Regions from separate parts of the Homo sapiens genome. Here region 1 is linked to region 2. A link is an interaction called in ENCODE POLR2A ChIA-PET data of the cell type or tissue named here. Cell type or tissue: CD4-positive, alpha-beta T cell. All regions are shown on one strand. Links, peaks and the distances in the headings refer to the core of each region. The heading gives the core; the rest is flanking DNA.

The links. Peaks named below come from ENCODE experiments on the same cell type or tissue, not always from the same donor. Only the 100,000 strongest peaks of a DNase experiment are listed, where the experiment ranks them.
Region 1: POLR2A ChIA-PET joins it to region 2 with 10 read pairs; 12 of 35 experiments call an interaction of 5 or more read pairs at or near these places.

Annotation. Positions count from the first base shown.
Region 1 is chr13:99,412,914-99,429,340 of GRCh38, forward strand. It overlaps LNCARGI (lncRNA antiviral response interferon signaling inducer), which reads right to left. Exons shown (of 2, transcript NR_197585.1): 2 at 15,945-16,427. Among named protein-coding and RNA genes, the nearest start is that of LNCARGI, 12 kb to the right of the region's middle. RefSeq lists enhancers at 4,278-5,197, 7,183-7,322, 7,373-7,462, 7,473-7,582, 12,921-13,190 and 1 more. In CD4-positive, alpha-beta T cell, for the core only: CTCF peaks have their summits at 9,202 and 9,401; DNase peaks (open chromatin) are centred at 4,060, 4,388, 7,478, 9,478 and 2 weaker places; H3K4me3 peaks cover 2,298 bases; H3K27ac peaks cover 2,661 bases.
Region 2 is chr13:99,263,279-99,279,705 of GRCh38, forward strand. All of the region lies in intron 4 of UBAC2 (UBA domain containing 2), which reads left to right. Among named protein-coding and RNA genes, the nearest start is that of GPR18, 13 kb to the left of the region's middle. In CD4-positive, alpha-beta T cell, for the core only: CTCF peaks have their summits at 6,558 (motif pointing right) and 6,761; DNase peaks (open chromatin) are centred at 6,523 and 10,023; H3K27ac peaks cover 2,887 bases.

The sequences.
Region 1 (16,427 bases), core at 3,922-11,921, 150 kb after region 2:
GATGCTAGATTAGATAGGCAGGTGGACAGATATGACAGATTACTTAGATATAGAGATGATAGGGATGCTAGAGATGCCAGGTGGCTGATAGATAGATGGATATAGAGATAATAGATGAATAGAGGGACAGAGGATGGATGGATAGATAGAGAGATAGATTGGATAGATAGATGATAAGTAGATAGATGATAGAGAGATATAGAGATGATAGATTACATAATGGATAGATGAATAGAGGGATAGAGGATGAATGAATCCATAGATTAGATAGATAGATAGATAGATAATGTCAGATGGATATAGAGGTGATAGATTAGATAATGGATAGACGAATAGAGAGATAGATGGGTGGGTGGATAGATAAAGATAGGTGAAGATAGAGATGATATATCGACAGAGGTAGAGCTAGTCATGCACTCTGAAAATTGAATTTATACATATTTTTAACTTTATCAAGAATTCCCCAAGTGCTGTGCCAGCTACTGGTTGCATTTGGAAGATGCAAAAGCATGGTCTCCTACTGCCTGCGGTAGAGTGTTAGGACCTGTTTGAGAAGAGAAGACGTGCAGGGGAAACATCGCTAAAGCAAAGCTGCGGCTAGAGCTGTTGAGGTTTTGCTTTCTTCTGAGTTTGGCCCTGATAAAATGGCAACACAGTAAGAAATATGTAAAAACCCACGCAATGATCCTTTTGCTACTTTGTTTTATATTGTTCTTTCTTTTACAGATTACACTCAAGCAAGAGTTTTTTTTCTAGCATTCTAACCCCTTAACTAAGTAAACAGACATGTCCTGGAGTTGGTGAGAGAAGCCACCTCTGCCCTGTCCCACCTTCAGTTCATGAGCTGCTCCCAGGGAAGGAGAGTGCAGAGAACAAACCGAAGGAATGGCAAGATCTCGGAGCACTTGGCCTAGCTCAAGAGTCAAGGACAGCCCCCAGGTGGCTCCTGCCTGCCCTGGGAAAGCAGCCAGGGGAAGCGATTTCCCAGGACCAAAGCAGCCCAGCTTACAGGGGAGGGGCCGGTGAGGGACGCTGGGCACAGGCCTGCCATCTCCTCTGTCTGGGCCAGCCCCAAACCCCAAACTGCACTGCCTACACACACACACACACACACACACACACACACACACACCATTCTTTTTGACCAAACTTTAGTAAGGCTTCCCTAAGCCTTCTTCTTTGGGCTTTCCCAACTTTGGGCGTCCATACGGAACCACCCAGCCTTGATCTCTGGTCACCTCTCTTATCTGGTCAAATTCCTCACCCCCGCCCTCGACATCAGATCACCCTGGCTTTCAGCAGGAATCGGCTTAGGTCATCTTAACAAGAACCCTCATGTTTCCTTTCAGTAATTTCCCATCCCCCAACTCTGCTCCTTGGGGATGAGCCCCATTTTCCTCGTCCTTTTGGGAATGGAGCCCCGCTCTGTCCTGAGGACTTTTCTCCAATTGCAAGAGTTCCTGAGCAAGATCTGCGTCCACCGCTCCAACTGCTGTCGGCTCCAGTTTTCTTTAATAACACCCACACCCACTCACACACGTGCACACACCCATTTACACACATACGTGCACATGCACACCCACTCACCCTACATACCCAAACACATGCACACTCACACACCCACTCTACACACATGCACAACCACACACACATGCACACACCCTACACACCCACTCACACACATGCATACACCCTACATACCCACTCACATGCACACACCCTACACACCCACTCACATGCACACATTCACCCTACACACCCACTCACACAATGCACTCACACACCCATTCACACGTGTGAAAACACACCCACAGATGTGCACACACACCCACTCACACATGCACACACTTCCCCACCCATACACATATGCACACATTCACACATGTGCACACATACCCATTCACACACTTGTACTCACCATGCAGACATGTGCACACACCTACTCACACTCCACTCACATGCTTGCACACCCACTCATATACTCACACGTGTATACTAACACACACCTGCACTTGCATACATAACATTTCCACTCGCTTACACTCACACACATGCTCATGCACACACACATCCACTCATTCACACATACCCACTCACACGTGCACACACACTACACACACCCATCCTCACAGGTGTGTGCACACACTATATATTCGCACACTCACACAGACACACACACTCCATACACACCCCACATATGCACACATGACACACACTTATTCACAAACATGCACACATATATACACACTATACACACACCCACTCACACCCATGCACATGCACTCCACCCACACACACCCATTCACACACACACTCATTCACTCACATACATGCACACTCACACCCACTTTACACACCAACACACATTCAAACGTGCACACACTTGCACACCCACTCACGCATATTCACTCACACACACTGACGCTTCTCACACACTTGCTCACACACTCAAACTCACTCTGTGGAGAAGTGACCCGGGAGCCCCAGGGGTGGGGCAGGCCAACCAGCCCGCACTGAAGTGACCGCTCTTTGGAAGAGCACACAGACTCCAAGGCCCTCTCGTGAGTTTCACCAGCTCCCAACCACGAGAGAAGGTTCCTCTTCCTCCTCCCCTTCTTTCCTGAACAACTTGCTGGCCGAGCAAGGTGGGAGGCTGTGGGGAAGGGGCCTGAGGCCTGAGCCGACCTAGGGTAGCTCAGGTGGTGCGAACCACAGGTCCCCTCACCTTCTAGAACCGACTTGACCAGGCACAGAGCCGCTATCTGGTGCCTTTGGAAAGTTGTGTGTTCATTTTTTAATTTGTTCAGGCCTCACAGGGCAAAGAGATGGGACTGGCTCCTGACGCACCCCCAACCCTTGGCAATGGGCCCCCCTTCCTGATTTTTCAGGGGCCTCTTCCCCAGGGCACATCTCCCCCAGCCTCAGCTCTGCCTGGCCCTCAGGAATTCCAGCCTCAGGGTTCACCGCGTGCTGTGGCTCCCTGCCTCAGCCGGGGTGCCTCGTGCCCCCTTTGCTGCCAGGACACCGCACTAGCCTCGAGGCCCAGCTAAGGGCTACCTCCTCTCTGAAGCCTCCCCGGCTCAGCAGCATTTGTGAGCCCCTCCACCCTTGGCGCTTGCTTGGTACTTGGTGGGGACTGAGCCTCCGCAGTGACTCACAGGCCTCTTTCACGCCTCTGCACGCTCAGCAAACCCTTAGCCCTTGAGGGGCTGGCCTCGTCTTCTTCCTTTTCTTGGTATTTGGCACAAAACAAGTGCCCAGGATGCTGGGCCCTGCTGGAAGCCACAAAAAAGTCACATCCATACCCCAAGGAGGGGGTGGCAGGTGCTGTCACCACTGCTGTGAGTCTGGGGAGGTCAGCAGGGTTGGACAGCCACATAGACCCAAAGCAGGAGCCATCGAGAGAGGCCAAGCCGCTAAGCCTCACACCTTAATCCTAGCTACCTGTCCTCCTGCTGGTCCATCCCATTCCTTTGCTCATTGATGTCGGTAGACATGAGGACGCAGGGCACTGACAGCTCCCGGACTGTGCTGCGCGGGCTGTGGCCCCACACCTGCCCAAAGGTGAGCTCCTCTGCACCCCGTGTTCTGCGTCTCCACCCCATGGGGTCTCTCCCCACAAGCACAAGCACCCCACCCTTCCCCCATCCCATCTGCTCTCAGGAAAGGACCTAACATCAGTCATTTGTGCCTTTATCTGAAGTTACCCTGTTACAAGGTCCTTTGCCTTCTGAGGCTCACAGTGCTGATTGCAGCGTGCCAGGCGTGCCTCCGCTCAGAGATGATCAATCAGTGCAGTCATGAAGGGGGAGAATTACCAAAAGCGCTTCCAGAAGTGTTCTAAAATTCTCCCCCGGGGGTGACACAGCAAAGGTAGCCTGGTCCTATCGGTGGCTGGAGGCTGACGCTGGCCTCTGCTCCTTCTGGCCTGACAGCAGTGGCCGGGATCCTGGAGCGTCCACGCAGGTTAGGGCGTGCTCTACACCCCGCGTAGGCTAGGGCGTGCTCTACACCGATGACGGGTGGAAGCAGAGTGAGCTGCAGCTCACCAGGCCATGGGGGCAGAGCAGCTGCAATCTGAGCCGTTTTCTTGGAGCCCAAGCACCTTTCCCATGCCCTGGGAAGACCCCCTGGCCCGCTTACCTCACCCACCAAGGACATGTGCAAGGAGGCCAGCAGAGGCCTGTGCAGCAGCCAGCCTGCTTCCTAGGTGGCTCCAAAGCCTCGAAGGGTGTCCCCTGCACGCTGTCCTCTGCAGAAACGGAATCTGTTCATGGCACAAAACTCGACACTCTTCCTCCCTTTACACCCCTGCTGGAAAAAAAAAAAGAGAGAGAGAGAGAGAAAAAACACCCAGGGTGCCAGTCAAGGTGATCTCCCCGCCACAGGATGCCTGCGCACAGCCCCCACCATCCCCTAGAGAAGAGAGGAGGAGGAAAGTCACCCCAGGAGGCCAATTTCCTTTCAGCTCCATTTCCCTGCACACCCCTCAGGCTGGGATTCAGACCATAGATGTGACAGTGAAGCCACCAGAGTCAGGAAATTCAAAAGCAGCCACCATTCTCCCCGCACTGGGGCAGCGAGCAAGGGAAAGCAAGAAACGCCCCCTGGGGACCCAGACACTCTCAGCTCCGTGTGTGAAGGTGGAGGGGAGACCGCCCTGGCTCTGGATTTCCTGGGTTTTGTGACCCAGGCAAGGTGCCTTAATGGGGCCTGAAAGGTGCATTTGCAGCCCAGGCAGGCAGCGCTCCAAGAGCAGCAGTTAGCGGGGGCTGGGCAGCGGGACTGCAGGTTAAACCCACCCCTCCCCAGCAGGGAAAGGCTGCGGGCTGAGGCCACCGGGCCACCGCTCTTTTTCTCCTCTCATTTCAAAGGGCAAGAATGGTTTTCCCTGCCACATCACTGGCTAATAAATGAGGCATCGAGCAGCTCCTTTGATTAAGACTATGCGGCCCTCACTACGTCATTGTCATCATTGACACGGTAAGTGTGCCTGTTCTTTCTGAGGCTGCCTGTGAACCCAGCGTGAAGCCCACCCCAGTCAGCAGCCAGCTGTCCAGCCTAGGGGAACAGCTGCCCCCAGTCCACTGTGTCCCGGCTTCCCCTAGTCTAGAATGTGGTCAACACACTCCCCTACCTGGCCTCCCATTGACAGAGGCTATGGGACCCAATTTTCCCCATATGTAAATCGGGCCTTCAAATATGCCCCCAAAACTCCAGGCCTGTTGGAGATAACTTAGATGAAAAGGTCCTATCTTATCATACACCTTTACCATAAACTTCCCCTCCTGCCACCCCCAGAAGGAAGAGCTGAGGCAGTTTCCAAAGGTGCCTGACTTGTCCACAGACCACAAGCCCCAGGAGAAACGTCCTGGGCGTCCTCACAACATTTAGGATTAAATGTTAAAAAAAAAAAAAAGAGACCTAGAAGGCCCCCACAAAAGGGCAAGAAATTATAGAATACCACCCACACGGGGTTTATTCCTGATTCACTCAATAAGCATTTACTGAGGCACAGCTGGGCGCAGCCACGGGCTCTAAGTTGACTGTGTACAAGTGATGGAGGGCTGCAACCCACACACAGGAGGGCCTGGGGTCTGCCCCGCCCCGTGCCAAGTTATCATCTCTGTTGCCCATCAGGGACCTTGTCTAAGCGGGAGCTGCAGCCCCCACAGGCCCAGCGAACCTGACAGAACCAGACCCTGCCCCAAGTTCTGTGGATCCCCCCACCACTCTTGCGGGTCCTTCCTTCTGTGTTTATCGCTGAGGCCACGCACTGAATGTCACATTGTCTTGGGTTATTGTCTAATTGTTTCCTGGGCAGAGACATTTCATTTCAGCCAGCTGAGTTCCATGGGGTAGAAACGGCAGCAGGCTCTTATATAAATCATCTGCTGGGGTGGAAGAGATTATCCAGCCCGTGGTGGGGGCCAGAATTCAGGGGGGCTGTGAGGCTGGATGGGAAAATGATGCCATCTTTGTTTCCATTAGGCCCCAGCTGAAATGTGATGTTTCAGTTGTGGACACGAGTGGCCAGCCACAGTGGCGGGAGAGTGCCTGAGACTTGGGTGCTGTTTGTTAGAAACCACAGCAAGTCTTTTCATCGCCCAGTGCAGGTGATCCAGGTACCTTAAGGCATTATTTATGCTCGTCACTACCTTGAAATTACAGTCACTATTAGACATGTCAGTAGTGAATAAAGAAGTGTGTAGGACATTATATTAAAAATCTGCTTTTCTTTGGCCAGGCGTGGTAGCTCATGCCTGTAATCCCAACACTTTGGGAGGCTGAGGCAGAAGGATTGCTTGAATCCAGGAGTTCGAAACTAGCCTGGGCAACATAGCGAGAGTTTGTCTACAAAAATTAAAAAATTAGACAGGTATGGTGGTGCATGCCTGTAGTCCCAGCTACTCTGGAGGCTGAGGTGGGAGGATCACTTGAGCTTGGGAGGTCAAGGCTGCAGTGAGCTGTGACTGTACCACTGCATTCCAGCCTGGGTGACAGGGAGAGACCCCCCATCTCAAAAAAAAAAGTACTTTTAAACATTTTGATCACTATATTTTAATATGAAAGGTTTCTTTTCATCTTAGGTGTTTTACTTTATACATTTAAAAACCAGGACTCTGGGAAGGGGTCCACAGGCTTCAGCCAAAAGGGTTGTGGCTCAAGAAAAGGTGAAGGACCCTCGATCTAGTCTAACCATTTTGCCTTCTAAGTGGGGACACTGAGGCATGGGATGTTTCCAAAGCCTCCCAGCTTATCCATCAGACTTGATTAGAGCCTCAGCTGCCTGAAACCCCCTCCGCTTCAGATGCAGTGGCCTTCCATCCCTGCACTCCACACCCTGAGCCCGACATGTGACTTCCTGACCCACTGACTACCCTGGTTCCTCCTCCAGGTGCTTCATCAGCCCCCTTCATCTTAGTCCATCTGTCCTCTTCCACCTGGCCCTGGACAAGGGTCAATAGAGCACAGTGGTTTCCTGTTCACTCAGGTCAGGAAACCAATGGCAAGAAAAGTGACAACGATGGCACCCATGATTGAGGACCTCCTCTGTGTCAGACACTCCTAGCTTTACTTATTTACACCTCACTTTATCCGCAAAGAGGCATCATTATCCCCATTTCACAGATGAATAAAATGAGGCTTAGAGGAGTTAAGTGATTTGTTCAAGGCCAACTGCATGGAGATACGGGTCCTCCAGGTGGGTTCAGTTACAAGGCAGTCGAAGCTGGGGCTGGAGTGGGGAGGTGGCCGAATATAGGCTCTCCCAGATCTGAAGGATGCAGAGACTTTGGGCCAGTGTTCCTGAGGACAGGTAGAGCAGGGGCTGCGGACAGTGCAACTGTGGCTGAGCCCACCTACCGGCTGCTACCCTTGAAGTGGCTTCACAAGGTACTGATTTCTGCCTCGCTCTGTGCCTGCCCCGGGAAAGCGGAGCTGGCACCGCTATCGCATCTCTGTGGTTTGCACGTCTGTGTTCCCAGAGCTGCTTCAGCCCCACACGTGGGCAGAGCAGCAGTGTGGTTGAGCTGTCCAGGTGCTGCCGTTTTTGCTTTTTCTTTCTTTTTTAATGATGAAGAGGAAAAGGAGTGTGGGGTGGGCACAGATGTACTTGTTCCTCTTTTTTTACATTTAATCATTGACAGGACTGCTGACGCTGGAGTAACACACTCACTCACCCATGTAGTGCTCACCAAGTGTCTACACTATGCTGACCTCCCAGAACCACCTAGGTCTTCGGCACTGACAGACCCTCCCTTCTAGCAAAGTAGACAGGTAGACAGGTGAGAGCTCTATGGGGTGACAGGCACGCCGCAGAGATAGCAACTTCAGGGTGCCAAGGAACACACAGGAGGAGGCTCTTCCTGGTCCCAGGTGGCCGAGGAGGTTTCCCAGAGGTCAAGCTTGAGGATGAGACAATCTGCCCAACCCCTCCAGCTGCTGACACAGAGGGAGGGAGAGCACAGGGAATGGTGTGCCGGACCGTTACTCTCCCACCCAGAGGTTTCTTGTCACTTTCTCTCATATTTCCTTGAACAACACAAGTCACGTGGCCACACCTAACTTCAAGAGGTGGAATCCTGGTGGGGCACAGTGGCTCACGCCTATAATCCCAGCACCTTGGGAGGCCGAGGCAGGTGGATCACCTGAGGTCAGGAGTTCGAGACCAGACTGGCCAACATGGTGAAACCCCGTCTCTACTAAAAATACAAAAATTAGTCGGGCTTGGTAGTGCATGCCTGTACTCCCAGCTACTCAGGAGGCTGAGGCAGGAGAATCGCTTGAACCTGGGAGGCGGAGGTTGCAGTGAGCTGAGATGGTGCCACTGCACTCCAGCCTGGGTGACAAAGCAAGACTCCATCTCAAAAAAAAAAAAAAAAAAAAAAAAGGTGGAATCCTGCCGTGTGCTGGGAGCAGCACAAGCAGTGTGGACCACACTACAAATGTGTCCTCTCCAGCCCCAAACTCATGTGGATTCGCCCATCCCCACAGAGCACCTACCCACGGCCATCCTGCCCGCCCCACCTTGCTCTTCCTCATGTGCCATGCCCGCCCCCGCCGTCACCCCAGTTTTCGGTCCTCATTCATCACCTCTGCTGCATTCTCGTGGCTGTGGCCTCAGCCCAGTCCTCACTGTCTCTCTCCAGGACAGCCACAGCTTCTTGCTTCCTGGTCTCCGATCTTAATTCTCCAATCCAGTTTATATTCTACATCCCACTGAGGATTGCAGAATGAGTTTGCTAAAGGCACAACTGATTGTGTTATTCGCTACCTAAAATCCTTTGAGGGTCTTTAGGACAGGATTCGATTTCCATGACCTGGGATATGCTGTTCTCTCTGTCCAGAATGCATTTTCCCTCCCCATGAACCCTCATCAACTCTGCTTAACTCCTTCTCACACAAGACTCAGCCCTCCTCCAGGCAGTCTTCCTTGGCTGCCCCACACCCTGCATCTCATTTTGGTGCTCCCCTTCTAGTCCCCAAATGTCTCTATATTAGTGTACACCATAAATGACTAGTGTCTGTCAGACTGGGAGCTGTTTAGGGAAGTGACAAAGTCTCAATCATCAACTCCTAGGGCCTCCACAGGGGTCAGCCTGGTGGGTGCGTGCTGAATGATTGCTGAATGCAGGGCCAGTGGTAGTTACTGTTCCAAACCTGCCCTCCACAGCCTGTCTTCCCACATCATCCAGAGACTTCTTCCCACAGGACACATCAAGCATCTGCTTAGCTCCCTGTGCTGGCCACTGGGGAGGGGGTGTGAAGGCACACCCATGGCCTGCAAGGAGCTTAAATGTTGAGGGGAAAGTTGAGAAACCCAAAAGTCACTGGGAACCACATGGCACTCAACGTGGGGACGACAGCTGGGGATGAGACACCACCCTTATGTCTTCCCTTGGCCTCATAGAGTCACCACATAGAGGAACCTGATAGAGGCTCCTGTCTAATCCGACCAGGTTGCAGATGAGGATGCTGAGACCCAGAGAGGTGGGCTGAGTCACTGCGGTCACTCAGGTAGCCACCAACGTCACTGCAACCCAGACCAGCCTCAGACCTCCACAGCAAATGCTCTTTAGGAAAAAGCAGACGTGGGCACCTTCCACTTCTATGCAACATGCTGTGACGTAAGACAACCCTCAAATATCTCAAACCAGCGGTGTTTTTCTCCCTGCACTCTTCCTTCAAGAGGAAGTTGCAATTTAATTGAATTATTTCTTCTTTCTCTCCTTTAGTCAAAAATTGTGATTTAAGCACCTTTTATGTTTAAGCCACCCTGCTGGCCACCAGGTGATAATCCAAGAGAAACAAAACCACCCTCACTTCAGAGCTTGGGGACAAGACACATGTCCCTTACATCAGCGAACCAAGATCGGGAGGGAAATGCCGAAGGAGTGGTTCAAGCAGTTGGCAAAAATTTTACAAGAAAATGCCCCAAGGAGCTATTTAGTCAGAAAAGCAACTTCTGGGGAGATCCCTGGATTCAACACAATCCCCTGTCCTGACCATCCCCGACCTGTGATCCTACTGTGCGGACAGCTTCAGAGCCTGAAAGGCGCAGAGTCGGTAACATTAAATGAGAGTCTCTTCACCCGGTCAGACTTCGTTAGGGCCAAGCTCTTCGAGCAAGATGGAGGTGCCGTCCTTCCCCAGTGCCTGACTCAGTTGCCAGCACCCAGTGTGTGCACTGGGTGAACGCAGACACTCTTCTTTCTACAGTTCCCATGGCAGGGGTCAGGGCCCATGGAGTATGATGGGGTTCAGGCCACGCTATCCCAAAACATGGCATCTTGGCATTTAAGAAAACAGGAGGAGCAAGAAGGTCACTCCTACCCCCACCATGCCCCTCCCCACCCCCGAAGCAGCTTATAGACCCTCGTTTGAAAGTTCCCCTCCACACACCCAGAAGAAAGGAACATCCTTACCTCTGAAGGCACCAGGGTCACAGGGAGGAGCCTGAACAAACAAGCCTTGCTAAGTCCCCCAGGGGTTCCCCATTCGATCACACCCTTGTCTTCCTCCAATCTTATTTCTCCAAAATCATCCACTCTTCATCTAACCTAAGCATGGAAAAGTCACAGGTCTCTCTGTTTCTTTAGGTTTCTTCAATTTCCTTTTTCATTTTTTCTTTCTGAGATGGAGTCTCACTCTGTTGCCCAGGCTGGAGTGCAGTGGCACAATCTCAGCTCACTGCAACCTCTGCCTCCTGGGCTCAAGCAATTCTCTTGCCTCAGCCTCCTGAGTAGCTGGGATGACAGGTGTGCACCACCATGACCAGCTAATTTTTGTATTTTTAGTAGAGACGGGTTTTCACCATGTTGGCCAGGCTGGTCTCGAACTCCTGACCTCAAGTCCTCCCACCTTGGCCTCCCAAAGCGCTTACAGGATCATAGGCGTGAGCCACCATGCCTGGTCCTGGAAGGAGGATCTTATGATCTGTTTTCTGGTGAAGTAGGTCAGAGGATTCCTTTATGGCCAGCTGTCACATAGAAGGGTGGGGGAAGGGTCTCATGATCATCTCGTTTCTTTGTTTTATCAGTTGCCAAGGTGCCATGTTTTGGGGTATCAGGCACTGAGCCCAACAGGTGGAACTCATCTACATTGGTAACAGTTGTAGTTCATTCACTCTCATTGTTATATACTATTCATTTGTTTGGCTGTACCAACACTTACACATTCATGCTCTTTTATTTTTTCTTTTTCTTTTTTCTTTCTTTCTTTCTTTTTTTTTTTTTGAGACAGGCTCACTCCGTCACCCAGGCTGGAGCACAGTGGCATGAACATGGCTCACTGCAGCCTTGACCTCGAAGGCTCAAGTGATTCTCTCACCTCAGCCCCTCAAGTAGCTGGGACCAGAGGTGCATGCCACTATGCCTGGAAAATTTTGTATTTTTTGGTAGAGACAGCGTTACGCCATGTTGGCCAGGCAGGTCTCAAACTTCTGAGCTCAGGCAATCTGCCAGCTTCAGCCTCCCAAAGTGTTGGGATTACAGTTATTCTCCTTTTGATAAACATGAGTTGTATTTCATGCGGGGCTATTACAAACAGTGCTGCTGTGAACATTTCTGTACACATCATTTGGTGAACTTACATACTCATTTTCTTTAGGATGTACCCAGATTGGGGAATGCTGGGCCACAGGGTATTTTGGTTTAGCTTCAGTTGAAACTATCCTTGGTTGATTTTTTAAAAAGAAAACATTTTAAAACTTGATTTTTTTAAAAACTGAAAATAAAATTTAAAATGATCAATGTTTTGTCAAAGCGGCACTTTTCCTCTGTGATTGAACAATTAGGTTTTTAAAAATAATTGGAGGAGAACTTAAATATGTGTAGTCTGGTATTTTTCAACCATTGGGTTAAAATCCACAATTAGTTGGTTTAAAAAAAAAAACTGTTTTGGGCCAGGCAAGGTGGCTCATGCCTGTAATCCCAGTACTTTGGGAGGCCAAAGCAGGAGGATCCCTTGAGCTCAGGAGTTTGAGACCAGCCTGGGCAACACAGTGAGACCCCATCTCTACAAATAATTTAAAAATTGGCTGAGTGTGGTGGTGCATGCCTGTAGTCCTAGCTACTCAGGAGGCTGAGGCTGGAAGATTGCTTGAGCCTGGGAGATGGAGGCTGCAGTGAGCCATGACTGCCACTGCACTCCAGCCTGGGTGACAGACAGAGCAGGACCCTGTCTCAAGAAAAAAAAATTGTTTTAATTGTGATAAAATATACATAAAATTTACTACTTTAATAATTTATTGTGGGTTTCGAGATCATTTTAGTGGGCCATGATCAGAACTTTTTAAAAATGAGATAGAAGAGAAAAGGAAACAGAACAGAAAAGAAAATACATCGTAATAAGGACAAATACTGTTTCATAAGACTTCTGTTTCCGTTGTGTGTGCTCTGTGTTTTAAAAGTTTGTAAAACACGGGTCTAGTCCAACTCTTTTAATTTACAGAGAGGGAAATATACTCAGAGACAGAAGTGATATCCCAAACAGAGCTTGAACTAGAACATGGCATCAGGCTTCCAATTCAGAGTCTGATATTTTCCAACTCCCATCTCACCATCTTTGCTGTTGATCTCTCCAAACTCACGTGCTAGATCAGGCTAGACCTTCATGGCCCCATATTTTCTTGGTGGAAAAGGGTCTCCTGTTCCCTGCCCCTTGAGTTAGTCCCAGACAGGCTGCAGAGAGGAGCCAGGACTCAGCCAGCACCTTCTGAACGCCACTGTGATAACCCAAGGATGCCCCATTTGACCTTGTCTACTCTGGGGTCAACCAGGAATAGTACAAACCTAGATCTTAACGGAAGAGAGGGGAAAGGACCTGTGGTTTGACATTTTTCAGAATTTTTCTCTTCTGTGTGTTTCAAGAGCACTTTTCTCGCGGAGCTCAAGAGAGGAAGCGCTATAAATAGAGGGCCTGGAGGAGGGGCGGCCGCGGGAGGAAGAAGTTCTCAGAACACCTGCTTGTCTCAAAATCAAGGCCCAGTGGGGTTTTTCAGGGGGCAGTTCCCAAGCAGGCCCCTACCCAATCCCCCGGCCAGAAACTTTTCCAGGCTCTTCTCCAGCTCATCGAAACCAGGGCTTAGCCCTCTGGCCTGGATCCCTACACCCCAAATGCAGCCACAACCCCAAGTCCACCCCAGAGCCCTGGGAGGGGTGACCTTGCCCCTCTGGATCTAAGGTCCCTGGTCACTCAGCTCAGAGTCACGAGCTGCTCCCAGCCCATAGTTGACCTAAATGAGGTCAGGGCAGACCCCAGTCCACACCTCAGCAACGCCTTCCCGTGTCTGAGGACAAGACCCACCAACGGCAGATTGGTCATCTCTGACCCGCAGGCGGGATGGGGAACGGGCTCTCTTGAGGCTGTCCCTGCAGCAGCTACTGTTTTTACTTGGAGTGTGTTTCTCTGGGGGCTGCCTTTGGTGGGAGAGGAAAAGGCCATGCAGATTGCTTGGGGAGGGGCCAGACTCCCCCCTCATTCCTCCACTCCCTTCTCCCCTGCCCTCTCCACACCCAGCCCTGCACCCCTCTCCTGCCACTGGGTGGCCTATGGCCTTTCTGCTGCCATGCTGCCCGCTCTCCTCTTCTCTCCTCACCTGGGGGCCCCTCTTGCCTTGCAAGTCTCCACCTCAGTATCCCCTTGGCCAAGAGCATTTCAAGGACCTCGCTGTAAATTACACCCCGGGTTACATGGCAGGCTCGTCCTTCAGACACCATATGTGTTCAACTCAGGCTTGGATGTGTGTCATCATGAGGTTAATCTGTCTCTCCCTCAGCGAGCTGCGAGCTCTGAAGGCGAGGCCAAGTTGGTTTTGCTCCCTGCTTCTACCACCTTCCAGCACAAGGTCCAGCAGGAGTCATGCCCAGCACATTCCTCCAGCCAGCAGGGAGGGGAAGGGAGGGGAAGGGAGGGGAGGATGCAGGAGAGATGAGGGGAAGGTGGGAGGGGAAGAGAGAAGGGAGGAGAGAAGAGAGGATGCAGGGGAGAGGGGAGACGGTGGAGGAGAGGATGGAAGAGAGGAGGGAGGAGAGGGTGGAAGGGACGAGGGAGGGGAGAATGAAGGGGAGGAGGGAGGAGAGAGGGGAGGGTGGAAGGGAGGAGAGGGGAGGGTGGAGGGGAGGAGGGAGGAGAGGGTGGAAGGGGGGAGTAGGGTGAAGGGAGGAGGGTGGAAGGGAGGACGGAGGGTAGGGTGGGAGGGAGGGCAGGGTGGGAGGGAGGAGAGAGGGCAGGATGGAGGAGAGGGTGAAAGGGAGGAGGGAGGGGAGGATAGAGAAGAGGAGGGAGAAGAGATGGAAGGGAGGATGGAGGGGAGGGTGGGGGGGAGGATAGAGAAGAGGAGGGAGAAGACAATGGAAGGGAGGACGGAGGGGAGGGTGAAGGGGGGAAGATAGAGAAGAGGAGGGAGAAGAGGATGGAAGGGAGGATGGAGGGGAGGATGAAAGGGAGGAGCGAGGGCAGGGAGTCAGTTTTCAGCAGGAATTGAACAGCTCTCTCCCTTCTGGTCACTCCATGAAAAATAGTTTGAGAGTTTTCCCCTGTGCTAGCCAATCATGGGGCTGTTTCAGCATGGAGCCCCACTTCCTCTCAGGGCACACTCTTTCTTCTTGGAAACCGCCAGGAAGCAGCCGGAGCCAGCAAGTGGTGTGCCTCAGCCTCCCTCTGGAGAACAAGCGTCACAGGTTTTGCATCTGCCATCCCTGGGCATTGCACAGCCCTGGGGAGGCCAGGAGCCCATAGGACTCATCCTTTTCAAGTGAAGGTGAAAAGAGTGAGTCCTATGTACCACAGGACTCACCTTTTCCAGTGTGATTCAATAATTTCTAGTTAATTCCGAGTTGTGCAGCATTACCACAATCCAGTTCTAGAACTTTCCAGTCACTGAAAAAGAGCCCTGTGTCCTTTTGCAGTTATTCTCGGTTCCACCCTAGCCCCAATCAACCTCTGATCCACTTTCTCTCTCTATGGATTTGCCTTTTCTGGACACCTCCTATTATGGACTCATACAATACGTGGTCTCTGGTGTCTGGCTTCTTTCGCTGAGCACGATGTTTTCACGGTTTACATTGGAGCATGCTCCTATGAGTAGTTTGTTTCTTTTTATTTTGCTGAATGGTATTCCCAGGACTTGGTTTTTTATCAATGGGGGGAAGATATTTTTAGTCATATAGAAGCCATTTCTTCCTACAAGGACACAACTAAAAGGAAGATTGGCTCGGGTGAGGCTTCCATGTCTAGGAAACCCAGAGATGCATCTCCTTATGGATATAGACCTCGGAAAGACGTCCCTACAGAAGCATGGCTGTCCTAGCCCGAATGCACTGGATGGCAAAACGGATCAGATCAGAAAGATCCCAGTGGGAGAGAATGATGAGCAGAAACCAGTTGGGTCAAATATTCTTTACAATTCTCCTATTTGGTTTCAAATATCAATTGCAAAAGTTGCAATCGACACACCGGATAGCACTCTGGGGGTTCAGGAGAGCGGTCCTTAGAGCATCGCCCAGAGAACTTTTAAGAATCCCAATGCCAGGGCCACTCTTGGAGCAAATAAATGAGAATCTCCATGTGCAGGCCAGGCATCAGTAGTGTTTAACCCTCCCAGGTGATTCCAATGTGCAGCCAACATCAAAGTCAAGGACGACCGTGCTAAATGGTTATTAGGCACCTAAAGTAACTGACTGGCTTGTGCCACGAGGCAGAATCCCATGCCTTCCTTTCCAGGGAGTGGAATATCTGGTCCTGCCCCAAGCGGTCTCACCAGACCTCCTCTTCTGGAAGCCCACCCGGGAGGTCACAGCTATGGTCCCTCACATCCTCCACACTAACACTGATCCCAAGGAGATGGGCTGGAGCAAACACCATGGTGCGGTGCCATCTGAAACCCTTAGCCACCCTGCTGGAGACAGAGACAAGGCCAGCTTGTCACAGCACTAAGAAGCCTGGGTCTTACTATTTTATTTAAAAAGAAAATAATTGACAAGTACTACATGAATACATTGTCATAGAAAATTTCTTTTTTTTTTGAGACGGAGTCTGGCTCTGTCGCCCAGGCTGGAGTGCAGTGGCGCAATCTCAGCTCACTGCAAGCTCCGCCTCCCAGGTTCACGCCATTCTCCTGCTTCAGCCTCCCGAGTAGCTGGGACCACAGGCGCCCGCCACCACGCCCGGCTAATTTGTTGTATTTTTAGTAGAGATGGGGTTTCACCGTATTAGCCAGGATGGGCTCGATCTCCTGACCTTGTGATCCACCCGCCTCGGCCTCCCAAAGTGCTAGGATTACAGGCATGAGCCACCGCACCCGGCCATTCTCATAGAAAATTTCTAAAGGAAATGGCCCCCAGAACTAACCACAATAATGGTTTGACATGTATCTTTCCAGGCATTTTTCTATGCAATTACCTCTATCCATAAATATATCAACA
Region 2 (16,427 bases), core at 3,363-11,362:
TAGCTGGATCCTGGCAGCTCGTACATGTAATTGTGGTGTCTGGGATCTCTGCCATTCCATGGCCAAAAGACTTGAACAAGCACTTAAGAATGAGTAGATCCAAATGGTCAGCAACATGTAAATCTGCTCAACTTTTTATTAATAATTGGGAAAATGAAAATTAAAACCACAGCAGGGTATTATCCATTCGCCAGAATGCCTACGATGAAAAAGACGGACAGTGCAAAGTGCTGGCAAGGATGTTGAGTGATGAGGGTATCGAGTAACAAGGAACATTGCTGGTGGGAGTTTAAATATGGAAAACAGTTTAAGTATTAAAATGAAGATACCAACACTCCATGACTCAGAGTCCACTCCTAGGTCTATAACCAGTAAAAACACATGCTGCGTACCAGGAGACATGGACAAGAATGTTCACGGTAACATTATTTACAACAACTCCAAATTAGGAACAACCTGAATGTTCAACTATAGCATGAATAAGTCACTTGTGGTGTAGGCATAGAGTGGAGTGCAAGTCACAATCACAATTGATGATACACAGGGCAGATAGAACAACATGGATGAATCTCATGAATCTAGTGTTAAGTTGAAAAAGCCAGACATGAAGGAATTCATATCATATGATTCCATTTGTATAAATTTCAAAAAGCAGATGAAATGAAAATACAGTGCTTAGGATTTCATGCTTAGGTGGTAAACCTTTTGGGTGGGGTGTGGGCATGTGTAATAATAAGGAAGGGTCCCCCATCATCTGTATGGCAGGATCCTGGAGCTGTTGCTTTTCTTACCCTCACCACACTTAGGCCCAAAGAGATCAAGGAAGGGAGAGGTTACTAGAACTTGGAAGGAGAGACCCCAGTCAAGTCAGCTGTCTTGGAGCAGTGCTTTTCTTTTGAGAGACGGTAAGCTTGAGGTTCCCTTACAGGAAGGAACCAGGGAAATGTACACTGTGACCTCAGGTTCCTCTTGGCCTAAATCTCCCCTGAGGCTCCTGTTAGCAGGAAGCCAGGGGCCCATGAGCCTTTGCATAGAGTTTGGACCCACCAGCCTCTGGGACAGAGAACAGGCTAGGGAAGGGAAAAGAAGCAAATGGATTTTCTGGCATGCTGTACTTTTCTGTATATGTGTTACCTTTCCTATTTAAAAACTGCCTTATAGCTTGTGTAAAGTGCATGCTGTAGACACTAAGCACTAGTTCTCTTGGCTTCGTTTGTCCCCTTTTTTTCTTTGTAGCTTATTTAAATTTTTCCTGTCTTTAGACTGGGACTGGATAGCTGTGCAGGAGCCCAGCATGTGCCACTAACTGACCAGGTTGTCTTAACCATGTTAGCTCATTTCTCTGATGGTCACTCTCCCCAGGGGCAGTTGGGTGAGGCCTTCTGTGAGGGGTCATCCACTTCCGGCCTTGTGTGATTTGAAGGCATTCCTCTCCCCAACTCTTTGCATTGCAGAGAGTATTTTACCTTTGGTCTTCCTCTGAATTTCTGTAGGACTGTGGATAGGAGCCGGCAGGATAGGAGCTTGGAGGCTGCATGGAAGCCTGAATGCGTCCAGGATGCATTTCCTAAGTCCTCATCCCAGGGAGGAAAACCAAGAATGTGTCTGCTGAAGTTTGGGCCTACTCTAAATGCAAAGCACTCAGTCCCCTGATGGGGTCACATTAGTTCCTGATCTTTGCCATCGCTGTTTTTTTTTTTTTTTTTAATTGTTCTTCAGTGTGTATGTTTTTTACCATATTTTAAATTTATTTTTAAGTCGACCTCTTGGAGACATTATAATCAACCTTTAGAGGAAGACGTGTTGTTTTTTTCTTGGTAATAAAACTGCATTGATTTTGGTTACTCAGACAAGGTATTTACCAGAACTCTCCCTTGTATGCTTATAAAATAAAACTAGTACTCCATTCAGTTGAATATTTGCAGCAATGTTATCTTCTTATTGCTAATACCATTTGTATGGGTAGACTTTATGAGAAGTTTATGACTTTCAGCTCATACAGCTTCTTGCGCTCAGCAAGCCACAGTCTAAAGAGAGTCTTAACTGAGAAGGGAAGGAAGGAGGCAGGCAGGACCACCCTGAGACCCACAGGCCAGCTGCCGCTGTGCTTCTTTGGAAAAAAGGTTCTCAGACTGTGTTGGCTTACATCTTTCTGCCTCTGGTGTAGGATTTGCTCTTCTAACATGAATGGAACATTTGATTTAGGATCAGTAATTACAGGTTTTAGAACTGGAGTTTGAAGTATCTGTGACACATCTCTCTTTGACAGTCATGTGGGTACTGATCCCTGATTGCACTTTCACCCCTTTTCTTCTTCTTGTTCTCGTTTTGTGTGTGCCTTGTGAACAAGGACCTGGCACGTGCGTCTTCAAACGTTTCAGCGCATCTAGAGTAGTGCTTCACCCAGCAGGCCCTCAGTTAACAGGCATATGGATTCGACTGGTGTTTGTGTTTTTCTGTAAGAAAGGTTATGCCATGTCTCAAAAAATGAATGGCTAATGTTTCTAGGTAGATACAATTACAAAGACGTACCAAATAAAATAATGAGACAAAAAGAAATAGGTAGATTGGGATTGGCTGTGTAGAGGTTTTAAGGTAAAAGTGGGCAAGTTAAAAAGGTTTCGTATCAGAGAAGTTAGTTGCAATTTATTGAATGTAGGAGTACTCACACAGTTTATTTGAATATGAAATAGATCCAGATTTCTTATGTATGGTCTCCGGTTTTCCATACCGATTGATAGTTCAGGGCTGCTTTGACATAAATACTGTGCTTCTACTGCCACCTACAGATGATTAGTGGGTCTTGGAGCTCTTCACCTTTACCCCTTCTAAAGTCTCTTTGAAATTGAAATAATTTTTTTTAAAAGCTATTAATTGGTAGAATATTATAAAATATTTTAATGTTACTTTATGAATATTTCTATATTATATTACATAATACTATATAATATGTAGCTTTATATAATAGATATGAATGTATTCCTCTAAAACAAGGTGGCCAATCTTCTGGCTTCCCTTGGCCACATTGGGAGAACTGTCTTGGGCCACACATAAAATACACTAACACTAATGATAGCTGATGATCAAAAAAAAAATCATGGAAAAAACTCATAATATTTTAAGAAAGTGTACTAATTTGTGTTGGACTGCATTCAAAGCTGTCCTGGGCCCATGTGGCCCATGGGCTGCAGGTTGGACAAGCTTACTCTAAAACATTTTGGCTTGTAGACCATTTCTGCCCTCTTTGGAAGCATCCTCTTTTTTAGGAAACAGTTTTTCTCTGTAGGACTATGTGTATTCCTGGGCTAGGGCCTTGAGAAGATTCCATTTTAACTCTTATTTGTATCTGATATTATACTAAGATATTAAACATAAATGTGGCCTTAGAACAAATTTGACATGTTAAATATATATATATATGTATTAGACAATTTATCGTCTTAACCATGTTTAAATGTGCAGTTCAGTAGTGTTAAGTTCATTCACACTGCTGTGCAGCCAACCTCCAGGACATTTTCATCTTCCCAGACTGAAAGCCTGTACCCATCATACAGCAAATATCTCTTCAGTCCCTACTTTCAGTTCTTTTGGGTTATATCCCTGAAAGTGAAATTGCCGGATCGTGTGGTAATTCTGGTTTTAGTTTGTTGGGGAATGGCTGTATCGTTTTCCCCAGCAGCTGCACCAGCAACACAATGCCCAGTTTCTCCCTATCTTGGCTCGCAGGCACACCTCTCTCACACTCGCCCTTCCCTCCCCTCCCTCCCTTCCTTTCCTGTAGTAGCCATCCTCATGGGCATAAGGTGGTGTCTCATTGTGGTTTCATTTCCATTTCCGATGATGAGTGACTTCAAGAATCTTTTCATGGGCTTCTTGGCCATTTATATATATTTCTTCTTTAGAGAATTGCCTATTCAAGTTCTTTGCCCATTTGTTAATCTTTCTTGGTTGTTGAGCTGTAGGAGCTCTTTATGTAATCTAGATGTTAATCCCTTATCAGATGATTTGCAAATATTTTTTCTCTTACTCCGTAGGGTGCCTCTTTTCTTTGTTGATTGTGTCCTTTGATGCAATTTTTGGAGCATATTTTAGGCTTGCTCATTTATCATATTTTGATGATAAGGATGAATTTCATAGCTTTAGATTTCTAAATGGTGAGGGGAAGGGAGGGGAGGTTATCCTGAGTAAAATCAATGAGTCCTTTTGGAACCTTTCCTCATGACTTAAGCCGAAGCAGTATTTTCCTGCAGTCCTCAGCACCTTTGCCTTGTCCAGGAGGATATAAGTAAGGAAGGAAGAAACTAGCTCTGTTCCAGAGTCTGCTCACTTCAGAGCCTTCCACTTGCTACTGCTGCTTTCTTATGCTCTGAAAGGTATCTGCCTTTATTATTATAGTCATTTGAAATTGAAAGAGTAACATTTATCTTTTTGTAGCATTCTTGGTCCCTGCTGTTCTGATTAATATTTTATCAGTGATAAAAAATACCAAAATATAGTGTGTTTGCTCATCAGATTTGCAAATTACAAAAACTAGGAGGATATTTCAGTAATGGTGGAGGCTAAGCTTCTGTAACAAACCGCTGACACAGTGGCTCAAAGAGCGCAGATGTTCATTTCACTTTTGTAACCACCCTGTGGGGTAGGCAGGCTCTGTACCGGTAAGTCGTCAAGGGCCTGGTCTGGTGGAGCACCTCTGCTTTCCTCAACATGTGCCTTCCAAGGAGGCTCCATGGCTTCTGCTTCCAGCTGGTGTGGAAGAAAGAAGGGGCATGCAGGAGGAGGGATTGCCTTTCCCCAGGTGCCTTCAAGGTTGCAGATGTCACTCCTGCTCCCAAACCATTGGCAAGAACTTGGTCACGTGGCCACACCTAATCACAGGGAGGCTGGGAGATGTAATCTTACCTGGGCAGTTGTGTCCCTGGAGATAAGGGAACAGTGGGTTTTCGGGGAGCTGCTAGCAGTCTTCTCAGAAGAACAATAGCTCTAACACATTAGCTGCCTCAGCAAGCTGGAGTTTTGGGCTTTATAGTCAAAATATGAAACATAGAAGGAGGCCAGGCATGGTGGCTCTCACCTGTAATCTCGGCATTTTGGGAGGCCAAGGCAGGCAGATCGTTTGAGTCCTGGAGACCATCCTGGGCAACATAGCAAAACCTTGTGTTTACATAAAATACAAAAAATTAGCCAGGCGTGGTGGCATGTGCCTGTAGTCTCAGCTACCTAGGAGGCTGAGGTGGGAGGATCACCTGAGCCTGGAGGGCCGAGGCTGCAGTGAGCCATGATCCTGTCACTGCACTCCATTCAGCCTGGGCTACAGAGTGAGACTCTGTCTCAAAAAAAAAAAAAAAAAAAAAAAGAAACACAAAAGGTAAAGAAGGTAAGAGAGAGAACATTAGGTCTTTCTCTTGAGTCTTAAAAATCAGCTGTAGAGGCACTGAATGATAGAGTTGTTTGGCTTGTGAAATGGCATCATGGAGTGACTGCCAGTTGACACTAATATGCCCCTAGATGCCATTTGTAGGATTACAGGGAAACAAGGATGTTGCTGGTGGTCCAGGTTGGCATCAGGATGGGGTGGAGATGGAGATTGGCCATGGGAGAAACAGGTGGAGAACAGGCATTGCTTACCCCAGAGAGAAGAAACTGGGGCAGAACTGTCTTCCACTGTTGAAAGGGCTGCCCAGTGAAAGAGGAGTTAAATAAGGGGGGAATGGCCTGTGGTGAATGAAGACCACGGGGACATGCTACGGGATATAGCTTTGGGCTTGGCATAAGGAGTAACTTTGCAGCACTCACTGTCTCAAGATGAGGTGATCTCCCTTGGGAGCTGCTGAATTTGACACTGAGGATACTCAGGCTGTGGCTGGGAGAGTGCGAGGCAGGGGTGTTGCAGGAAGTCCACTCATTGGTAGGTACCACAAATGGAGTGCCTATGAAATCCCTTTAAACCGTGAGCATTCTGTGGTTTAAATGAGCTATATTCTGATTCTGTGCTCTTCTTTATTGTGAGATTCATAAGTAGGCTTAGAGAACTAGAGAAATTAATTGGAGTCCAGCCAAGGGACCGCATTTCCCAGGATGTTCTGTGCAGCCTAGTACTGGTACAGCAGAACTTGTTCCAGGACATAATTCACTGCAATGTAGAGTTATTATTATATTTCTCAAATTCTGTAATACAAAGAGGTTTGATATTTTTTCTATATAATCTAAGTGATTGATTTTTTGCTTTCTTATAAGCAAGGGGTATTTTTAAATTTTGAAGTACGTACTTCCAGAAAGTCTTTATAAATACTTAAAGAGGAATAGAATGAGAAAATCCTGACACCATTAAGGTAAGAGCTAAATAATGAGTTGGTAGGGTGACATATTTGAAACATTTATAAAATAAAATATTCAAAATAAATTACATTTTTCATATTATTACTACGAATTCTTACAGAACTTCAATCTAGACTGTAAGCTTCCATGTTAAAGCTGTTTTCCCCTTTCTGAAATGAGCATGCTCAGCAGTTCAGTAGGCATTGCCTGCAGTAACACTGCACTAGATGGCAGTGTTACATAGAACTTGATAAAAGCTTTAACTCCTCTAAAATAAGTTATTAAATGGGGATCATATGGTGAAACATTTTTGTAATAAATAACAGAATGGTATTATACTTTATACAAACACCTTTAACAGTTTGATACCCTGTGACTATTTCATAAAGGCGTGTGCTGTAGTTAGAATTAAAAACTGGTATTGTGTATGTGTGTTAATTTTTCCTAAACAACACAATAAAGTATTTTAAACACCACTGGTATAGCAATTGTGAAACTCCTATGATGTAAACCTAAGAATGATTTTTAGTTCTGATTATTCATGGGCTCAGCTCAGCACAGTTCCAAATTTTAACTACGTAAGGTGAGGCAACACACTACTTGGCCCTAATAGTAACATTAAAGAAAAAAATAATCATTATCTGAAAATTATTGAGCTAATCAAAGAGAATTGTAAGCAGATATTTTTATCAAGGGCATATGGTAATATTGTTTGCCATTTTGTGTCTCTTTGAAGTCTTATATGAACCACAGACTGTTTTCACTAGAATGCACATGTATGTAAATGTTAATAAGAAAATAATTGGAATTTAGCAGAGGTGAATATTATGGTCACATTTATAGTCATCAGCTTTTGTCTTCCTAAATAATGCTCCTTAGCTAATTCTTGGGCACAGATCAAGTGTTAGATTTTAATTACTACTTTTTACATTTCTATATCAATGTCCAAGATTATAGTGGTATCAACAACAAGTAGAATATTTTCAAAACCCAGAAAGTAAGTAAGTAGGGAACGAGAGTTTGTACTTAGAAACATAGTTAGATAGAAATTGATGGTTGATGGTGTGGACATGCACATGAGTTCTGAAGAAGAATAAAAATAAGGAACAGGAAGCTGAACTGTAAAAGATGATTTTCAGTACATTGCGTACTTTTATTAACTTAGAAAATATGCTAATCTTTTATGGTAAATTATGGAGGAAGTCAATTTCAGTCATGTTTTAGGAGAAGAAAGAATTTCCAAAGTGAGGAAGAGAATAGCTTGACACTTCCTTGTATAAAGTAGCCACTTAGTAAATGTTTGGGTATTTATGCATGCATGAATGAATGAGAGAATTCTACCTCATATTTTACAAGAGCAATCGGCTCTTTTCTGATTTCCCCAATCTTTTTGCATTCTCTTTTCCTCTTGTTAAATTATTTGTTGAGCACCTACTTTATGATAAGCCTTGTTCTGGGCTCTGAGGATCCTGCACTGATCAAAGCAGACAAAATCTTTGTCCTCATCGACTGTACATTGTAATTGAGGGTAAAAGACAGTAAACAAAATAAAAATTTGTAATATATATATGCCAGATCATGATCTGTGTTGTACAAAACTAAATAAACTAGGGAAGGGAATGCCAGGGTGTGAGTGGGATTGCAGTTTTAATAATTCTAGTAAGGAAAAGCTTCAGAAATCAGGTAATATTTGAGCAAAGACCTGAAGGGGTCAAGGTGTGAGCTATGTGGAGATATTGGGGAAAGTATTCCAGATATCAGAGACTGCCAGTGCCAAGGCCCTCAGGTGGAGATGGGACCATCCCGTACGTGGACAGCTGGAGCAGAGTGATGGGGGGATGGGGTGTGGGAAGATAGCAGGAGATGAGGCCAGGGAGGTAAGAGTGGTCACTGTCCTGTCAGGCCATTGTACTAATTTTGGCCTTTAATCAGGGCATTCGGGAGCCATTGCATGATGCTTTGGGAGATGAAGTCATGTTGGCCTGTGCTTTCTTTTCATTGTTTCCCATTCTTTTTTAAAAAAGCACTTAATCATTTTATACATACTTAGAGTTTTTAAATTGTTTTTCACTTCTGCTTCTCAGGTTATCAAATTCTCCCTCAGGGTAGTCTGTTGTTTCTTAGAGTTTTAATTTTTTATTGTGAACTCATTTTCAGTGGTTTCATTTGCTCTTCGAGTCCCCATGTCCCCCAGCTCACAAAAGTATCTCTGTTGAGGGATTTTGTGTTTACTACTGCTGGGTCCTGAGGGGTTTTTGTTGCCTGGATTAGCTTTTATATTATTTTCTTACCTTAGAGCTCCCAGACCATTCAAGTGGGGGTAAATCTAGGCCACAAATTCAGGTATGATGTTGGCCTTAGATTTTAATTTTTTGTTAGGACTGTTTGATCTTTTTGTTTCCAAGGCTTTTAATGTAAGCTAACTTTCTTTGTTGTTTCAGCAGACTATAAATGGAATATTTTTAGTCTTCTCTCTAAAAGACAGTGATCTTTGATGGTCTGGGCTCAGTCCCAGCTCTCTTTCCTTGAGCTGCTTAAGGTCACCTCTTTTAGCTCTACTAGACCTAAAAATCCCAGCCCTCAACTCCAGGGGCTTGTATCTAGGTCAAGTGCCTTGTGGGCCACTAAAGCAGCCCATATTTTAATTTCTATCTTTGTTTCTGATATCTGGGTTCATTAGAGAAATTTTTAAGCATGTATAAGAAAGGAGAGAACACTGTAATGAACCCCATGTTTCAACATCACCCACTTTCAACACTGATCAACTCATGGCCACCTTGTTTTATCTATATCCTTAATCTTAAGCCATTCTCATGGGCCTGTGACAGACTCTCTTTGGCATATAAACCCAGGAGCAGGAATGTAGGGTCATAGGATATATGAGTGTCTTAGTAAACTCGTGCTGTCATAGAGTGGGTGGCTTACACAGAAATTTATTTTCTCACAGTTTTGGAGGCTAGAAGTCCAAGATCAGGATGTTGGCATGGTCAAGTTCTGGTGAGGGCCTGCCGTCTTCCTGACTTGCAGATGGCCACCCTCTTGCTGTGTCCTTACATGGCTGAGAGAGCTCACTTTGGTCTCTCTTCCTCCTCTTACAAGGGCACTAATCTCATCATGGGGGCCCCACCCTCATGACCTCACCTAAACCTAATTGCCTCCCAAAGGTCCTACCTCCAAATACCACCACATTGGGGGCTAGTGCTTCAACATATGAATTTAGGGGTGGGGGGAGACAAAGTTCAGTGCACAGCAGCATGTATATTGTGTGTGTATGTGTACATTGTGAGTCTGTGTGTGTATCTGCTTTACTCTCTATTCCATTGGTCCGTGTGTCTGTTCATGCTCTAGTATTTTTAGCCATTTTGTTTTTGTAGTATGTATTGATATCTAGTAGAACAGGTTACTCTTTTTTTTTTTTTGGTTCATCTTTTCAAGATTAACCTAACTATTCTTCTGTATAAATTTTAGAGTAAGTTAATCAGTTATCTTTAAAAATTCAGCTGGAATTTGAGATATTAATATTTTCTTTTATCTCTTCTATTAGTATACCTATTAATATATTTTATAACTTGAGGTTCATCTTTTCTAAAAATGTTGCTTTCCTAGTTGGTAATATTATTCAGTTTGTTTCTTTTTTGTTGCGACTGTGTTCTAAGGTTGCCTAGTGATTTTGGCCTCTTAGCTCATGTTTCCCTGAAAGGTGTTAAACCACTTTGGCAGAGTCAGATTAGGTTAAGAGGGGCAGTGAGCACCCAGGATAGAGAATCCACAGCCACTGCAGGACCTTTGTGATCCACTCCTGTTTGGTGAGGTTCCAGAGGTGTCTTGGCTAGTGAGGGATTCATTTTTAAACTCTCAGAAATTAGCAGTATTGAGAGTAAGCGGTTTCTTTATATGGTAGTTTGCCTGTCCTGGGGGAAAGGAAAGATGTAGAGGAAGAAATGATTAAGGAAATGCTATCTCTTGGTAGGTACCTACCTCTTAAGGTAGGTACCTTGCAGTGTGGCTGTTGATGAATTTAGTGTTGATCTGATTATTAATACTTTGTGACAGTTTTGATGAGGTGCTTTGGAGTGATGAATCCAAGCAGATTCATCCATTTGGGTTGTACACTTGGTGTGGGCCCTGTCAAACAGGTGATCCCTGTATTTCTCTTCTTGAATTTTTCCTGAATTATTTTGATCACCTCCTCTTCCATTTTTCTCAGTTCTTTCTGGAAATCCTATTACCTAGATGTTCAGTCTCCTGGACAGGTCCAGTTTTCATCTTTTTTTTTTTTTTTCCTGCTTTCTTTCTCTGTGTTTTTGCTCTCCTTGCTGGGAGGTTTCCTGGGTTCTACCTTGCAATTATTCTAATTAATATTTTAAAATAAATTTTTATTGAGGTATAAATGTATATATCTTGAGTCCAGAGCTCACAGACTTTTTACAAAGTGACACCTTCTAAGCACCATCCAGTTGAAGAACAGAATGTGACCCACTCCCTAAAAGGTCCACTTTTGCTACCTTACAGTTACTCCTTCCTCCCAGAAGTCTACACTGACTTTTAACACCCTGATCTAGTTTTGTCTGTTTTTAAACTTTACATAATAGAGATGTGGACTCTTCTGTATCTTGCTTATTTTTTTCAGTATTCTGTTTAGTTTCACCTGTGTTGCTGTATGTACCTGTAGTTAATTTTTTTTCCATTATTGGTATAGTATTTTGGTGTGTGAATACCACCATCTATCCATTCTACTGCTTTTTTTTTTCTTGAGATAGGGTCTTGCTCTGTTGCCCAGGCTGGAGTGCAGTGGCATGATCACAGCAGCCTCGACCTCCTGGGCTCAAGTAATTCTCCTGCCTCAGCCTCCCCAGTAGCTGAGACTACAGATGCACTCCACCAGGACTGGCTAGTTTTTTTTATTTTTAGTAGAAACAAGGTCTTGCTATGTTGCCCAGGCAGGTCTTGAATTCATGAGCTCAAGTGATCCTCCTGCCTTGGCCTTCCAAAGTGTTAGGATTACAGGCATGAGGCACGTGCCTGGCCTCATAATACTGTTAATGTTAATGGACATTGGGATTGTTTATAATTTGGGAATAGTACAAATACTGTTATTATGAATATCCTTTTTCCTTTTCTTTTCTTTTTTTTTTTTTTGAGACAGGGTTTCACTGTTGCCCAGGCTGGAGTGTGGTGGCACGCAGTCATGGTTCACTGCAGCCTCAACTACCTGGCCTCAGGTGATCCTCCCACCTCAGCCTCCCAAGTAGCTGGGATTACAGGTGCGCACCACCACTCCCAGCTAATTTTTGTATTCTTTGTAGAGATGAGGTTTCTCCATGTTGCCCCGGCTGGTCTCAAACTCCTGTGCTCAAGCAGTCCTCCCACCTCCACCTCCCAAAGTGCTGGGATTATAGATGTGAGCCACTGCATGCAGCTTGAATGTCTTTGAACATGTCTTTTGTTGCATATATGTATGCATTTCTGCTGGGTATGTACCTAGGAGTGGAAAGCAGAATCATAGTGTATACATATGTTTAGATTTGGAAGATACTGCTAGTTTTCCTGTGGGTCAGGCATTTAAGAGCAGTTTAGCTGGGTGATTCTGGCCTAGAGTCTCTCATGTGGTTGTACTCAGGATGTCAGGGACCACAGTCATCTTCAGGCTTTACTGGGATTGGAAGACTCACAGTGCTGTTGGCAGGAAGCCTCAGCTCCTCACCACGGAGCTGCCTCCTGACATAGCAGCTATTACAGCTTCCCCCAGGTGAGTGGTCCAAGAATGTTGCAGTCCTTTTAATTTTAGTCATTCTAGCAGATGTGTGGTGATATATTTTTGTGATTTCAGTTCACATTTCCTTGATGACAAATGAGATTGAGTAGGTTTTCATTTATTGGTTTGTTGTTTTGGTTTTCTTAAAAATATTTATAACCTATTTTAAATTTTTATTAGCTCTTTATTTTTTGAATATTCATTTTTCCTGACATCCTGTTTTCATTTTGTGGATGCGATATTTTTTATCCCTCTCATATTGAGGATAGTTTCTTCACTACCTGCCTCTTCTACCCACCCCCCAGGTTTTATTTCTCTACACAGTTTATGTTTCTTCTGAGTTCCTTTTTACCTCTTTGTTTTCTGCTTTTGATGTCAGGAGTTTTCCTTACATATCTCTAAGCCTTTGATTATCTGTTTGGATTTAAGATCCAGCTTTTTAAAAGCTGATTGGAGTCTCGGGATGAGGTCCTCGATGACCATGGGCTCTGTCATAAGGTCCCCTGGTGAGGATGTTTGGGAATGCCAGTGTCAGGATCTGTGCATTTGTTTCTTCCCTGCTCACCACCAATGGGTTGGTCAGATTCCCCAGATCATACTCTCCACTCTAATACCTGTAGGGTGTAAGCCTGGGAGTCTTAACATTTACTAATAAACCTTGACTTGAGTGGACAAATTTTGATTTTTAGTATTGTATTTGTACTGTCAGTGGTGTCTGTGAGTCCCTCCAGTCTCAAGACCTTCCGTTTTTCTGCTTCTAAATAATAAATCTCCAGCCATCTGCCAAGATGGGGAGAGGCAGTGAGGGGTGTTTTCCAACGCTAACAAGTAGTACTCCAGTTCTTCTGAGTGTCCAGCAGTTCAATTCAGTTCTGACACTTTCTACCTGGAGTTAGTATCAGATCCTACAAGTCAAAGAGCTCAGTCTCAGAAGACTGTCTCCACTTCAGATGCCAGTCACACGTTTCAGGACATCTGTTCTTCTGACTGACCCGCTGTAAATTGGGGGTTCCCACAAGGTCTGTACCCCCACCAGGTCTGATACATTTGCAGGAACGTCTCACAGAACTCAGGAACGTATTTTACTTACGTTTATTGGTTTATTATAAAGGATACAACGCAGGAACAGCCAAATGGAAGGGCAAGGTGCGAGGGTGGGTGAGAGTGCACGGAGCTCTCGTGCCTTCTGTGGGCACCCCACCCTCTCAGCACTTCCATGTATTCACCAACCCAGAAGCTGTCTGAATTTCACTGCAGAAGAGTTTTTATAGGGCTCCATCTCCCACCACCCCACTTCCTGGAGGCTGGTGGGTGGTGCTGAAAGTTCCACCCCTCTAGTCACTTGGTCTTCCTGCTGGTCGGCCAGCTCCATCTGAGGCTATCCAGGGGCTCTACCTAAATAACCCATTAGGGTAAATTCAGATGTGGTTGAAAGGGGCTCATTATGAAGAAGAAAAGGCACTTCTGTCACTTAGGTGATGCCGAAGATTTTTTGGGAGCCAAACACCAAATACATTTTTGTAGAATACCACAGCCAGCCAGCAGGTGGGTAGAGTTCAGGGGGTGGCTGTGCAGTGCTCTGCCTTCCTCTTAGCACTTCTGGAAAGCCCTGGCCCTGCAACCTTTGGGAAGTCAAATGTTAATCAGGTTGCCTCTCAGATTTCACCACTGGTGGCTTAGTATTTGGTTTTCTCAGGTTTGCCAAGATAGCTACCCTGTATAGTGTTGCTGTTTTCTAACTTAGAAAAATTTTTAGGATCATCTACTCTTCATCTTTGTGGGCTTATACCTTTAAAAAAAATCCTTTTAATGTCACTCTTATGAGATTTTAGGAAAGAACAGAGGAGATAAATATGTATGTTCAAACTACCATCTTTAAAAGGCAATATTAAGGCCAGGTGCAGTGGCTCATGCCTGTAATCCCAGCACTTTGGGAGGCCGAGGCAGGTAGATCACCTGAGGTCAGGAGTTCGAGACCAGCCTAACCAACATGGAGAAACCCCGTCTCTACTAAAAATACAAAATTAGCCGAGCATGGTGGCACATGCCTGTAATCCCAGCTACTAGGGAGGCTGAGGCAGGAGAATCGCTTGAACCTGGGAGGCGGAGGTTACAGTGAGCCGAGATCACACCATTGTACTCCAGCCTGGGCAACAAGAGGGAAACTCCATCTCAAAAAATAAATAAATAAAATAAAATAAAAGGCAATATTGGTTTTTAAAAAGGTGTGTGTTTTAAGAATACTTGCAGTTGTGAAATCATTTTTTTCTCCATTGATAGTTACCTCTACAATCATTCAGACATTTTATTAAGGCCATTTTACATTGTGTCATCCTCCAGCATCACTCTCTTACTTGAAATAAAATAGGCCTTGTAATCACTGTGCTCTATTGTCTCACTTTCTGGGCCTACTTACTGGGGCTTTGAGTATTTCAGGCACTCTTGCCCCATCCCCTCTGTCACCACCCGCAAGCCTCATCAAGCCTCTAATCTGGAGGTGGGTGGTGGTAAATGAGCAAGAGGGAACTTGCTTAGTCTCGGGATCCATCTGTAGGAACATAACGTTCTTCTAATATCTGCAGATACCCAGTTTCTGCAGGATAAATTTCCTCATGGTCTCCCCATAGAAGGGCCTTTCCTGCTGTTCTCGATGAGCAGATTAATGTAGGGCACAGGTCTTACCTTCTCCATGTTTTCCAGTTCTGCCTCTTGCATTGCACAGGATAAAGCTTTCCAGGACTAGGCACAGATAATTTCGGAAGCTAAGAAATAGCTGTGATGGTGACACCAACATTATTCTGTGGATTAATTTGGTTATTTAGACCTATTTAAAAGAATCCATTATAGGTATTTTATGTAATATTTTTCTTAAATTTGTAGTCCTGTGTGTGGCTTTCATTTGGGCTATGCTATTATTAATTAACTGTTACCACATTATTAATACATGTGGCAATAGAGTTGGTACCAGGCAGTGGTATTCACTTTCTCGGGCGCGTGAAGGGATTGCCTGTCTGGAGGTGAGGGCTAGTCAGAGAGTAGCAGCACACCTACAATCATCTGTGGTCATCTCGAATTGCAACCGTTGGAGTATTTTTAAGGGAAGTGGGTATTGTGGGCAAAGTTAGCAATAAGTGACAGTTAGCTTTCTAAATTATTGTGTCTCTGCTTTGAATTTGGGCTAAATAGCCAACATATAAATAATCATCATAGCTTGAAAAATGATCAGTGTCTTTAAAAGTGAAAAAAAGTGATATTTCTCAACCTAAAAATAGGACTACCTGGATCTCCAAATTTGAAGCGATCACATTAACATGTTTGGAATAATAGATTAGATAAGTTGAATGGATAGATATTTTAGATATCTTCTCTCCTTTAATTCCTATTTAAAAAATAAACTTTGTTGATAGGGTTATATCTGTTTTACTGGTACGAAAACATTTTTAGAGAGACTAAGAAATCTGTCCAGGAACATATAACTCAGTTGAAATTTTAACCTACATCACTTGAATCTAAAACCGCCATGCCTCCAAGTCAAGGTAAAGCAACAGAAACTGTCAGGCTTATGGTTCCTCATGATCATCAGTTTGCAGAGAATTATATTTCTGAGTATTGATTATAACAAATGTGTGTGAATGTTGACTTTCCTTCATGAGTTACTCAGTATTTATACTGAGAAAAGTAGACTTTAGTCTGCTGTTGTGTAGCCAAAGCCTTTGGATTTTAAGCTGTTCCCTTTCTCCTTCCTTTTCCCACCTCCCTCTCGGCTTGCCACCTCTTTTCTCCTTTTCCCCCTTTTCTTACCCCTTTATCTCCCCTGCTTTTGCACTGATCCCCACTCCTCTTCCCCTCCCAACAGTACCTACTGGTTTGGTTAGCCCTACCGGGGATTTTAGTAAATAAATACTTAAATGCTTGAATGTGATTGCACAGAGCAAAGTTGACTAATAAAAAGTTGATCAAAATTTGTATCTAGAATGAAGGATGTGAGAGAATAAACTGCCACCATTCAAGTGTTTCAAGAGAAGCTTAAAGGTAATTTTTTGCAGAAGCTGTCTTTGACTACCCCCACCCTCAGACTAGGTCACAGTCTCTTGTGATATGCTTTCTTAGAACATTTTTCTTTCTTATAGCACTCATCACTATAGATAGTAAATAAGATGTAACAAATGATTTGATACCTGCCACCTCCACTAGAATACAGACTTTGTGCCAGGAGGAGACTGTGTTAGTTTGTCTCACTAATGATGCCTCACTGCCTTAGCCTGTTCAGGCTCCTCTAACAAAATGCCCTAGACTGTGTGACTTATAAACAACCGAAATTTATTTCTCACAGTTCTGGAGGCTGAGAAGTCCA